Regions from separate parts of the Homo sapiens genome. Here region 2 is linked to region 1. The links are chromatin contacts, found by Hi-C or POLR2A ChIA-PET in ENCODE. All regions are on one chromosome and are shown on one strand. Each heading gives the region's core, a stretch centred on a gene start or an enhancer-like site at or near the end of the contact. The rest is flanking DNA. Distances are from core to core; before and after follow the strand shown.

Region 1 (5,684 bases), core at 2,271-4,770:
GTTCTGGTTTTTGAATAAGCCAGGCGGGAGGGAGGTGACAATACGGGTAAGAAGTGTAATTCAGAGGCTAGGCACGGTGGCTCACACCTGTAATCCCAGCACTTTGGGAGGCCAAGGTGGGCGGATCACTTGAGGTTAGGAATTCGAGACCAGCCTGGCCAACATGGTGAAACGACATTTCTACTAAAAATACAAAAATTAGCTGGGGGGGTGGGGCGGGGGATGGTGCACGTCTGTAATCCCAGCTACTTGGGAGGCTGAAGCAGGAGAATCGCTTGAACCTGGGAGGCAGAGGTTGCCAGGAGCCAAGATTGCATCAGTGCACTGCAGCCTAGGCGACAGAGCAAGACTCTGTCTCAAAAAAAAAAAGTGTAATTCACATGGAGGTTACACGTGGGTCTCTTTCATCCCCGCCTTTTCTCAACACCAAGCTTAACGGGCAGGTGGTGCGAGCTGGTCTGGGAGGTGGTGGGCGCCCTGGAACAGCAGGCCCTGCCCCTGTCAGGGGACCCAGGAGCTCCATGGCTGCCGTTCCCTGCCACAGAGAGAACTGGGTGATTCTTCCCACGCACGGTTTCATTTGGAGAGGGGAGAGAGGGAGTCTTCCTACCTCCACAACCAGCAGTGGGCTCCATGTGTAAAAGGCCGGGAGTGCTTTGGCCACAGCTTAGCCAAGGAAACGGGACAAGGGGTGGCAGAAAACATGCTCATCCCTGTTGCTCGTCTGGTTTTTTTGGTTTAGTTTTTTGTTTGGGGGTTTTTGTGGTTTTTTTTTTTTGAGACTGAGTCTCGCTCTGTCGCCCAGGCTGGAGTGCAGTGGCACGATCTCGGCTCACTGCAACGTGCACCTCCTGGGTTCAAGCAATTCTCCCTCAGCCTCCTAAGTAGCTGGGACTATAGGCACGCACCACCACGTCCGGCTAATTTTTGTATTTTTAGTAGAGACCGGGTTTCACCATGTTGGCCAGGCTGGTCTCGAACTCCTGACCTCAAGTGATCCACCCGCCTCGGCCTCCCAAAGTGCTGAGATTATAGCCATGAGCCACCTCGCCCCGCTGCTCGTGGTTTTCATAACCACATTGGCAAAGGGTGGGGATGGGCCAGGCTTGTTGTTTCGTGTGTCCCCTGCCCTACATCTTTGTAGACCAGACCTTTGCATGCAGGGAATGACCGAGTCACTTGTTTGAAATGTACATGAGGTGGCTCATGCCTGTAATCCCAACCCTTTGGGAGGCAGAAGCGGGCGGATCATCTAAGGTCAGGAGTTCGAGGCCAGCCTGGCCAACATGGCAAAACCTGTCTCTACTAAAAATACAAAAAGTAACCAGGCGTGGTGGTGGGTGCCTGTAATCCCAGCTACTCTGGAGGCTGAGGCAGGACAGTTGCTTGAAACCGGGAGGTGGAGGTTGCAGTGAGCTGAGTCATGCCACTGCACTCTCACCTGGGCAACAGAGTGAGACTGTCTCAAAAAAGAAAAAGAAAAAGAAACGGACATGTGACACCATGGCCAGCAAGCAGGAAATCCAAATGCGTTATTTTACAAGCGTACTTAAGAGAGAGGCGGGACCGTTCGGCTTCAGCTCTGTGGTGTTGGAGATGTAAAAAGAACGTGCAGGGAAACCGTGGGACTTCTGTTTGGGTCGCCTCCCTGCTTTACATAGAATTCTCTTTTTTATGACTTATTTCTTACTGAAAATATATCATGATAATCATTGGCCAAGCAGATAGGGTTTTTCTGACGTATCTTTTAGTTCTGACCCAGGTCATAACCCTTCACCTATGTCATACCTTTTCAATCTGTGGGTTTTTCTGAAGCACAAAAACAAAACAAAACCAATCTCAGGGTTTTGAGATGTGACCAGTTCTTACCCTTCCCTAATAACCAGCTAGGAAAGTCTCTAATTTAGAAAAATGAGGCCGGGCGCGGTGGCTCATGCCTATTGTAATCCCAGCACTTTGGGAGGCCAAGGCGGGTGGATCACAAGGTCAGGCGTTTGAGACCAGCTTGACCAACATGGTGAAACCCCGTCTCTACTAAAAATACATGGGCATGGTGGCATGTGCCTGTAATCCCAGCAACTCAGGAGGCTGAGGCAGGAGAATCGCTTGAACCCGGGAGGCAGAGTTTGCAGTGAACAGAGATCATGCCACTGCACTCCAGCCTGGGTGACAGAGCACAGCTCTGTCTCAAAAAAAAAAAAAAGAAAAAAGAAAAATGAAATCTTTCTAAAGTTCAGAATGTGAAGAGACTGTCTTGATTCCTCACCTCTACATCGTTTCTTTCTATAGTTAGTTATAATGTAAATAGATTCCTCTTAACACTTCATTTTAGGTGAAGCTGTTTTTGGTGCTGCCAGTGTGCGTGCATGTGTGTGTGTGTGTGTGTCTGTGAGTGTGTGTGTGTGTGCCTGCCTGAGCTTCAGGTGAACATACTGATTACATTCCCCCACCAAATCTGACTGAAAGCCCATTGCTATCAGCATTTTATAACACGCTAAAGAATTGGACGTGGTGGCTCACACCTATAATCCCAGCTTCTTGGGAGGCCAAGGCAGGAGGATCGCTTGAGACCAGCAATTTGAGGCAAGGCCAGTCTGGACCACATAGCAAGACCCCCTCTCTTAAAATTAAAACCTGTGTTCTATTTTTTTGTTGCCTACTCACAGGCTGAACATCTCATTTGTTTTTGTTTGTTTGGTTTGTTTTTGAGACAGTCTCACTCTGTCACCCAGGCTGGAGTGCAGTGGTGCGATCTCAGCTCACTGCAACCTCTGCCTCCCAAGTTCAAGCGATTCTCCTGCCTCAGCCTCCTGAGTAGCTGGGATTACAGGTGCCCACCACCACGCAAGGCTAATTTTTGTACTTTTAGTAGAGACGGGGTTTCACCACGTTGGTCAGACTGGTCTCGAATTCCTGACTTCGTGATCCACCCACCTCGGCCTCCCGAAGTACTGGGATTACAGGCATGAGCCACCGAGCCCAGCCTTAAACATCTAATTTGTACCAAATTGCCCTATAATTCTACCTAGAATATTATAGCAAAATGCCAGAAGCCTGACTAAAATCTTTTAAAGAAACCCAACTCGGCCAGGCGTGGTGGCTCACACCTGTAATCCCAGCACTTTGGGAGGCCGAGGCGGGTGGATCACGAGGTCAGGAGATCGAGATAGTCCTGGCTAACACGGTGAAACCCCGTCTCTACTAAAAATACAAAAAAGTAGCCGGGCGTGGTTGCAGGCGCCTGTAGTTTCAGCTACTCGGGAGGCTGAGGCAGGAGAATGGCCTGAACCCGGGAGGTGGAGCTTGCAGTAAGCCGAGATCGCCCACTGCACTCCAGCCTGGCGACAGAGTGAGCCTCCGTCTCAAAAAAAAAAAAAAGAAAAAGAAAAAAGAAAACAAAAAGAAACCCAGCTCTCCCAGGGTGGGGGGCATTACACAGGGGAGCCCCTCCGGGTGTCGCCGCAGCTGAATGATTGCGTTGGTGGAACAGCTGGCCCGCTTGTGCGTGGGCCAGGACACGGTGGACCTGTTCCGCCTGCGTTCTTGCCGGTCCATGTTTGGATTAGCATGTGAGTTTAAACATAGTGCTGATGCGGCGATTCTTCTAGAAGCACATCCTTCTCTGAGCTGAATTGCTTCATCACACACTTCCTTCTGGCTTGGGGAGTTCCTTTTCATCAAAGGCCAAGCCTTGTGTGTTTCGGTCCTGCCCATCTCCGTGCGGCCTGCGGGACGTTGGTTGGCGTGGAGTCTTCACAGCCGGCTGTCCAGGCTGGCAGCTCTCCCATCAGGGCTTCTCACAGCCACCGTCTGTCTGAGCAGACGCTGAGCATCGTGTCATCCCTCGGACACACACAAGACTCCACTATTCCCTGTGCTGATTTCTGTTTCTGTTACAGCTTCTGCTTCTGATTTTATTTTTTTTTTCTTTGAGATGGGAGTCTCGCTCTGTAGCCCAGGCTGGAGTGCAATGACATGATCTTGGGTCACTGCAACCTCCACCTCTCAGGTTCAAGCAGTTCTCCTGCCTCAGCCTCTGGAGTAGCTGGGATTACAGGTGCGCACCACCAAGCCTGGATAATTTTGCATGTTTCTGTAGAGACGAGGTTCCACCATGTTTCCAAGGCTGTTCTCAAACTCCTGGCCTCGGCCGGGCGCGGTGGCTCACGCCTGTAATCCCAGCACTTTGGGAGGCTGAAGTGGGCGGATCACCTGAGGTCAGGAGTTCGAGACCAGCCTGGCCAATATGGTGAAACCCCGTCTCTACTAAAAAAGAAAAAAAAATTAGCCTGGCTTGGTGGTGCGCCCCTGTAGTCCCAGCTACTCGGGAGGCTGAGGCAGAAGAATCACTTGAACCTGCGAGACGGAGGTTGCAGTGAGCCAAGATCACGCCACTGCACTCCAGGCTGGGCGACAGAGCAAGACTCTGTCACAAAAAACAAACAAACAAACAAACAAAAAAACCTCCTGACCTCAGGTGATCCACCCGACTCGACCTCCCAAAGTGTTGAGATTACGGGCGTGAGCCACTGCGCCCGGCCCTGTTGCTGCTTTTAGAAGTGGCTTTTTCTTCCTGTGCGACATTACTTTTTAGTGGGTCAGCGCAGAAATGTGCTTGGGCTCCCTGCGACGGCGAAGCACCTTTCCTCAAGGGAATCTGAAGACTTTTCCCTGCCTTTCCTCTCCCTCGGGGAGGTCCCCTCAGCGCCCTCCTCTTGACCTTCCCTGGTGCGTTTAGTGCTGAGCCTGTGCCTGAGCCTGGGGACCTGGGAGAGTTCGGACCGAAGTCCACCGAGGGCCGCAGAACGGCAGGGTTGGGGAACTGGCTCCCTGGCGCGCACAGCTCTGTCTGCAGGGCGCGGATCTGCGCTCGGTGTGAGGAGGCACGGTGCATGTTAAGTCGAGAAACTTCTAAACTCCGCCACCAGCTTTGGAAATAACAGCTGGGATTTTCTGCTTAAACCAGCATCCCAGAGCACACGGGTACTAACTAGCAGAAGCCCTAAGTAAAATGAAACGGGCTCTGAAGGAAGTCCTGGAGCCTCCTGCCCGCCTGCCCTCGCCATTCATTCAGTCCTGCAGTGACTCTGAGGAATGGCGTGGGCGGGAGGACAAGTCACCTTTAAAGCCAAGCACCCGGTGGGCGCAGAGGGTCCCGCCTGGAATCCCAGCACTTCGGGAGGCTGATGCGGGCGGATCACGAGGTCAGGAGTTCGAGACCAGCCTGGCCAAAATGGTGAAACCCCGTCTCTACTAAAAATACAAAAAATTGCCTGAGCGCGGTGGCTCACGCCTGGAATCGCAGCACTTTGGTAGGCCGAGGCAGGCAGATCACAAGGTCAGGAGTTCGAGACCAGCCTGGCCAACGTGGTGAAACCCCATCTCTACTAAAAATATAAAAAAATTGGCTGAGCGTGGTGGCGCGTGCCTGTAATCCCAGCAACTCGGGAGGCCGAGGCAGGAGAATCGCTTGAACCCGGGAGGCGGAGGTTGCAGTGAGCCGAGATGGCGCCACCGCACTCCAGCCTGGACGACAGAGTGAGACTCTGTCTCAAAAATAAATAAATAAATAAATAAATAATGCAGATATCTTTAGAAATATAAAATAGTATCCTAGGGGCCAGGCACAGTGGCTCACACCTGTAATCCCAGCACTTTGAGAGCCCGAGGTGAGAGGATTGCTT
Region 2 (5,684 bases), core at 2,276-4,775, 200 kb after region 1:
TCCATATCACAGCGGCTGGCAGAATTTCCTTCCTCTTCGGGGCTGAATAATATTCTGATATTCCCAACATGCTTGTCACCTCTACAAGCCTGTGAGGCTGTGTGAGCTTCCCAGGGTCCCCAGAATAAAAACTGGGTGGTTTACACAACTGAAACTTAATTGCCTTACAGTTCTGGAGACTGGAGTTCGAGATCAAGGAGTGGGAAGGGCTGGTTCCTCCTGAGGCCTCTCTCCTTAGCTTGTAGATGCCGTCTTCTCCCTACGTCCTCACATGGTCGTCCCTCTGTGCGTGTCTGTGTCCTAATCTCCTCTTCTTATAAGGACATCAGGCATATTGGATTAGGGCCCAACCTAATAACTTCATTTTAATTTAATCGTCTCTTTTAAAGACCGTATTTCCAAATACAGTCACACTCAGAGGAATTAGGGGTTAGGACTTCAACATATGAATTTGCGAGGGACATAATTCAGCCTATATCAGAGGCTCTTCATTTTATTGTTTTATTTTACTTTTTGAGACAGGGTCTCACTTGTCACCCAGGCTGGGGTGCAGTGGTACAATCACAGCTCACTGCAGCCCCAATCTCCTGGGCTCAAGCGATCCTCCCTCCTCAGCCTCCTGGGTAGCTGGGACTACAGGCGTGTGCCACCACACCCAGCTAATTTTTTATTTTTTGGAGAGACAGGGTCTTACTAAGTTGCCCAGGCTGGTCTCAAACTCCTGGCCTCAAGCGATCTTCCTGCCTTGGCCTTCAAAAGTGCTGTGATGACAGGCGTGTCCCTCACTTTATTCTATCACTCTCTCCCCCATGCCTGGCCCATCAGACCTCAGTGAATGTCCATTCAATGAATGAATGAAGTGATGTCATCTCGGTAGGGTTTTCAAGGATGAATAGGAGTTTGCTAGGCAGAGAAGGCACAGAGGGCATTCCAGGCTTAAAGAACAGCCTAGGCCAAGGCCTGGAAGCCTCCCAGCGGGGCTCTCTGTCTCACAGGTCACATGCCAGACCTGGGGCAGGGAAGAGAGCTGTGGCCCCTCTCAGTCCGCAGAGGCCAGCCAACCTGCTCCCCATGAGCTGGAGCCCAGCCAACCTCCACAAGGACCAGGACCCCAGTGCCTCTGCTCACAGGAGCTGGCTCAGATGATTTTCGCTATGTCTTTTACCCTTCACGCCTGGGTGGCTTGAGCGTATTTATTTAACTTTCATTGTATTGGTGTTTTTGTTGAAAGTGCAGGAATTATTCATAGCCGGTTTCGGTTCTCTTCTGGCAATGACCGCATCTTCCTATGCAAGGTACAAATTACCTGTCAGGCCAGTTCACCATCAGTCAGGGGCTGTGACCCAGCCCCAAGCCACCGAGGCTCAGCTGCTCTGGAAGATGGGTCTGGCTGGAGGTGGTGGGGCCTGAATAGGTCTTTGTCCCCCAAGTTGCCAAGGATAGGGAACATGGATGGGAAACAAGGGGATTGGCCCAGGAACAAATCCTCCCTCTGCGATCCTGCTCAGTCTACCTGGCCACTCAGTACTCAGTCTTCTCATCTGTAAAATGGGCATTGGAGTGAGTGTCTGGCATGGCGGGCCATCCACATTGTCACCCACTGGTGTCACCCACTGCCTGGGTGAGCCTGGGCACATGGGTGCCCTCTGTCACCTCCAAGGAAAGGAGACAGAGATACTCATAGAGAAGAGAAACTGAAAACAGAAGGGACACAGAAGGGCTTAGAGGACACGTCCTCAGCTAATCTGGCCCCCTGGGTTGTGGTGGCATGAGAACACAGCCCTAAAAAGTTCCTCCTATTGAAAGATGGGGTCATCTGGGCACAGTGGTTCATGCCTGTAATCCCAGCGCTTTGCCAGGCCAAGGCAGAGGGATCCTTTCAGCCCAGGAATTTGAGATCAGCCTGGGCAACATAGCAAGATCCCATCTATACAAAAAAAAAATTAGCCAGGTATGGTGGTGCACTCCTGTAGTCCTAGCTACTCAGGAGGCTCTCTTGTGCCCAGAGTTCGAGGCTGCAGTGAGCCATGATCATGCCACTGCACTCCAGCCTAGGTGACAGAGCAAGACATTATCTTTAAAAAAAAAGAAAAAGAAAAAGGTGTGGTCAGCTGGGCACAGTGGTTCACACCTGTAAACCCAGCATTCTTTGAGGCCAAGGTAGGAGGATAGCTTGAGGCTAGAAGTTTGAGACCAGCCAGGACAACATAGCAAGACCTTGTCTCCACAAAAACAAACAAAAAGAATCAGCTGGGTGTGGCAGCTCACACCTGTAGTCCAGCTACTCGGGAGGCTAAGGCAGGAGGACCACTTGAGCCCAAGCATTGGAGGCTGCAGCAAGCTATGATTGCACCACTATACTCTGGCCTGGGCAACAGAGTGAGACTCTCTAAAAAATAAAAAAAATAGCTAGAACACAGGGTTTGGCAGAAAAGGATATCTAAGGCTATGCTTCATAAAACTCCAACAGGTGCAGGCCAGGCGTGGTGGCTCACGCCTGTAATCCCAGCACTTTGGGAGGCTGAGGCAGGTGGATCACCTGAGGTCAGGAATTCGAGACCAGCTTGACCAACATGGTGAAACCCTGTCTCTACTAAAAATACAAAAATTAGCTAGGCCTGGTGGCATGTGCCTGTAGTCCCAGCTACTCGGGAGGTTGAGACAGGAGAATTGCTTGAACCCAGGAGTTGGAGGTTGCAGTGCAGTGAGCCAAGATCATGCCACTGCACTGCAGCCTGGGCCACAGAGTGAGACTGTCAAAAAACAAAAAAAACTCCAACAGGTGCAGAACCCGGTTTCACACATTTTCCAGACCTGCCCATGTGGGGACCACAGCAATGAGACACTGATCAATGTTTAACAAGTTCTCAGGTGGCTTCAGCCTGAGGTGGGGTGGGGGATAAGGAGAGAACCTGATGTGTAGCCTCTGCCAATGTCTGTGGTGTAAATTCTCCCAGCTTCAAGCTACCAACGTGATGTCACTGAACTCAGACTTGGGAAGAGATGTGTAGTCGCTCACTTATGTAGCATTTCCACCACAGATAACTGTAGCATCCGGCGGTGCTGGCTTTCACTGCATGAGTAACCCCCAGGAGAAAACCACCCAGCTGAGCCCATCCTGACTTTCTGACCTGCAAAATTGTGAGCAAAATAAGGGGATGGTTCTAGACTGCTACATTTTGTAGCAATTTGAAGCACAGCACTAGTCACTAGTGGGGCCACTGAGTCCAGTGTGGGATGATGCTTAAAAGGGTGGAGGGGCCGAACCAGGCCAGAGCACCTTTCACCTACGCCTGACTGGGAGAATCCATGCCAGTCTGACGTGCTCCAGCCCTGCTAACATCGTGAGAAAAAGCCAGTGACAAGGCTGACAGCCCTCTGGAAGGGTCTCTCATGGGCCTCAGTGGCCACTGCTCCTGGGACAGAAAGCCCCCACAGGGCTTTAGCAGGAGCCAGGGGGATTTGTGGGCAAGTTGCCCACCTCCGTGCCATGCTGACTCCTGCCACACTAAATACCCGCCCAGCCCCACACCGCCTCAGACACAGGGTGAAGAGGCCAGGACAGGGCTGGCCAGGGGCCCTGGTTTAAAATAGCAGCACCAGTCCTTTGTTTTGTCTGCAATGCAGCTCTGCCGGTCTAGCTCCTGCTTTGATGTTGGTATTTAAGCCTCTTCTGGGAACCTGAACCTTCCCCAAGCACATCAGAAACCCACACTCGGGCACATACATACATGCATGCACACACTTGCATGCTCACCTGCTCCCCTGAGAAGCCAGAGGAGGTAGCCTCAGGCTCCAGAGCTGTCCCCCACCTCTGCCCAGGTCCCCCTCCAGATCTGTGTTAGTGTCCTGTGGCTGCCGTAACAAACCTGCACTCACTGGGGGCTTCAAACAACAGAAACTGGCTGGACACGGTGGCTTACAACTGCAGTCCCAGCTACTCAGGAGGCTGAGGCAGGAGGATGTCTTGAGCCCGGGAGGTCAAGGCTGCAGTGAGCTGTGATCACGCTACTGTACTCCAGCCTGGGTGACAGGAAGACCCTATCTCAAAAAAAAGAAAAAAAAATCAGAAATTTACTGTCTCCTGGAAGTCAGAATTCTGAGATCAGGGTGTTGGCAGGGCCGTGGCCTTCCAAGTCTCTGGGTGGACTCTCTCCTTGTCTCTTCCCGGCTTCTCGTGGTGCCAGTCATCCTTAGCATTCCTCTGTTGTTTTTCTTCTTTTTTAAAAATAAAGGCCAGGGCCAGTGGCTCACACCTGGAATCCCAGCACTTTGGGAGGCCGAGGCGGGCGGATCACTTGAGGACAGGAGTTCGAGACCAGCCTGGCCAACACGGCAAAACCCTGTCTCTACCAAAGTGAGCTATATTTGCACTACTATACTCCAGCCTGGGTGACAGAGCAAGACCCTATCCCAAAAAATAAAAATAACAGCTATGATTGCAGTGGTGCAATCACAGCTCACTGCAGCCTCAACTTCCCAGGCTCAAGCCATCCTCCCACCTCAGTCTCTCAAGTATCTGGGACTGCAGGCACCCATGACCACGCCCAGCTAATTTTTTTTTTTATTTTTTTTTTGTAGAGATGGGGGTCTCACTATGTTCGTCTCAAACTCCAGGCTTCAAGCAATCCTCCCACCTCAGCCTCCCAAAGTGCTGGGGTTACAGGCGTGAGCCATCATGCCTGGCCTCTTGAGACCTTGTCTCTAGGAGAAAAAAAAAAAAAAAACCCCACACACACAAAAAACAACTCCATCTGGCAGAGTAAGAGGGTGAGAGGCCAGGAATGGGATGTGGCCACCTCTGACCCCCAGAGCCCCAGCCCTTAGTGTCTTGGGGGGACAAGGCATGTCTGGTACAAGGGGCAACAGCCAGCAGGGACTGGGGTGGGCACTGCTGGTTCCGCTCTCATCCCTCTGATAGTGCCCTGGGCCCTGTACCCACACCCCAGGTTGCAGAGAACCCCCCCTGCCCCGCCCCCGCCTGGCTGCCGGGAAGTCTAGCTGGGCCAGGCGGGTTCTGCCGGGAACTGCCCTCCCTGAGCTGAGGCCCCCCTGCCCCTCTCCCCGCCATGGATCCAGCAGGTGTTTGCCTGTCTGACCCCTGTGCTGGGAGCATGGCTTCCCCTGCTTGGGAAGTCTTCACTGTCTCCAGCCCCTCAGCCCTTCCTGGGGCTCCTGGGGTCCACTTCCTCAGCTGTCTTCCTCCCCCCAGACTGAGACCCCTTTGGGGTAGGACCTGGGTGCTGGGTGAGCTGGGCTGGCGCAGAGCTGGGAACGGGCAGGCCTTCACTGACCCACTTATGACCCCACGGTCATCAGAGCCATCGGGGCCCTAGGGCTCAAGGGCAGGGCTGGGGCCCTGGAATTCCCACAGGTGCAGGGGATGATGGCTCGGGGGTGGGGAACAGAGGGGCCCAAGGAGTCAACAGCACCTGAAGGGCCAGAGTGAGGACGTGACAGGCGTCCAGCAGCGCGCCCCACCCATGGCCCTGGACTTAGCCTCAAACCAGAAAGGAGTGTGGGCTGTGGGTGCATGGTCCTGAGAAGGTGGCACCGTCATGCTTGCTTCACGAGAAGCCCCGCTCACCCACCTGTGCGGGCACTGCCATCCCCACCCTGCATGGGTTCCACCCCTGACTGGCACACAGTGGGTGCTATGCCCAGTAGGTGCACCCCAACATGGT

The links. Hi-C counts contacts between places; a loop is a spot of excess contacts on that map. ChIA-PET counts read pairs that join two places held with the same protein, here RNA polymerase II (POLR2A). Pooled maps may share reads with other maps.
Region 2: a map of left cardiac atrium shows a loop between it and region 1 (2.9-fold over the local background). The contact joins two enhancer-like sites. A Hi-C loop is called at or near these places in 14 of 168 maps with a recorded cell type or tissue (B cell, CD14-positive monocyte, HCT116 and 10 more), 26 of 37 single-sample maps with no recorded cell type and 13 of 50 pooled maps. POLR2A ChIA-PET finds 5 or more read pairs at or near these places in 19 of 52 experiments (A549, AG04449, AG04450 and 14 more).

What each region holds. Positions count from the first base shown.
Region 1 is chr7:5,233,856-5,239,539 of GRCh38, forward strand. No RefSeq gene overlaps it. Among named protein-coding and RNA genes, the nearest start is that of SLC29A4, 46 kb to the right of the region's middle. RefSeq lists a silencer at 818-877. Within about 2 kb of position 3,521, at least 14 of the 41 ENCODE cell types and tissues checked have a DNase peak (open chromatin) inside an H3K27ac peak, as active enhancers do; they include thyroid gland, where a contact is called at or near this core.
Region 2 is chr7:5,434,611-5,440,294 of GRCh38, forward strand. No RefSeq gene overlaps it. Among named protein-coding and RNA genes, the nearest start is that of LINC02983, 8.5 kb to the left of the region's middle. Within about 2 kb of position 3,526, at least 2 of the 41 ENCODE cell types and tissues checked have a DNase peak (open chromatin) inside an H3K27ac peak, as active enhancers do; they include thyroid gland, where a contact is called at or near this core.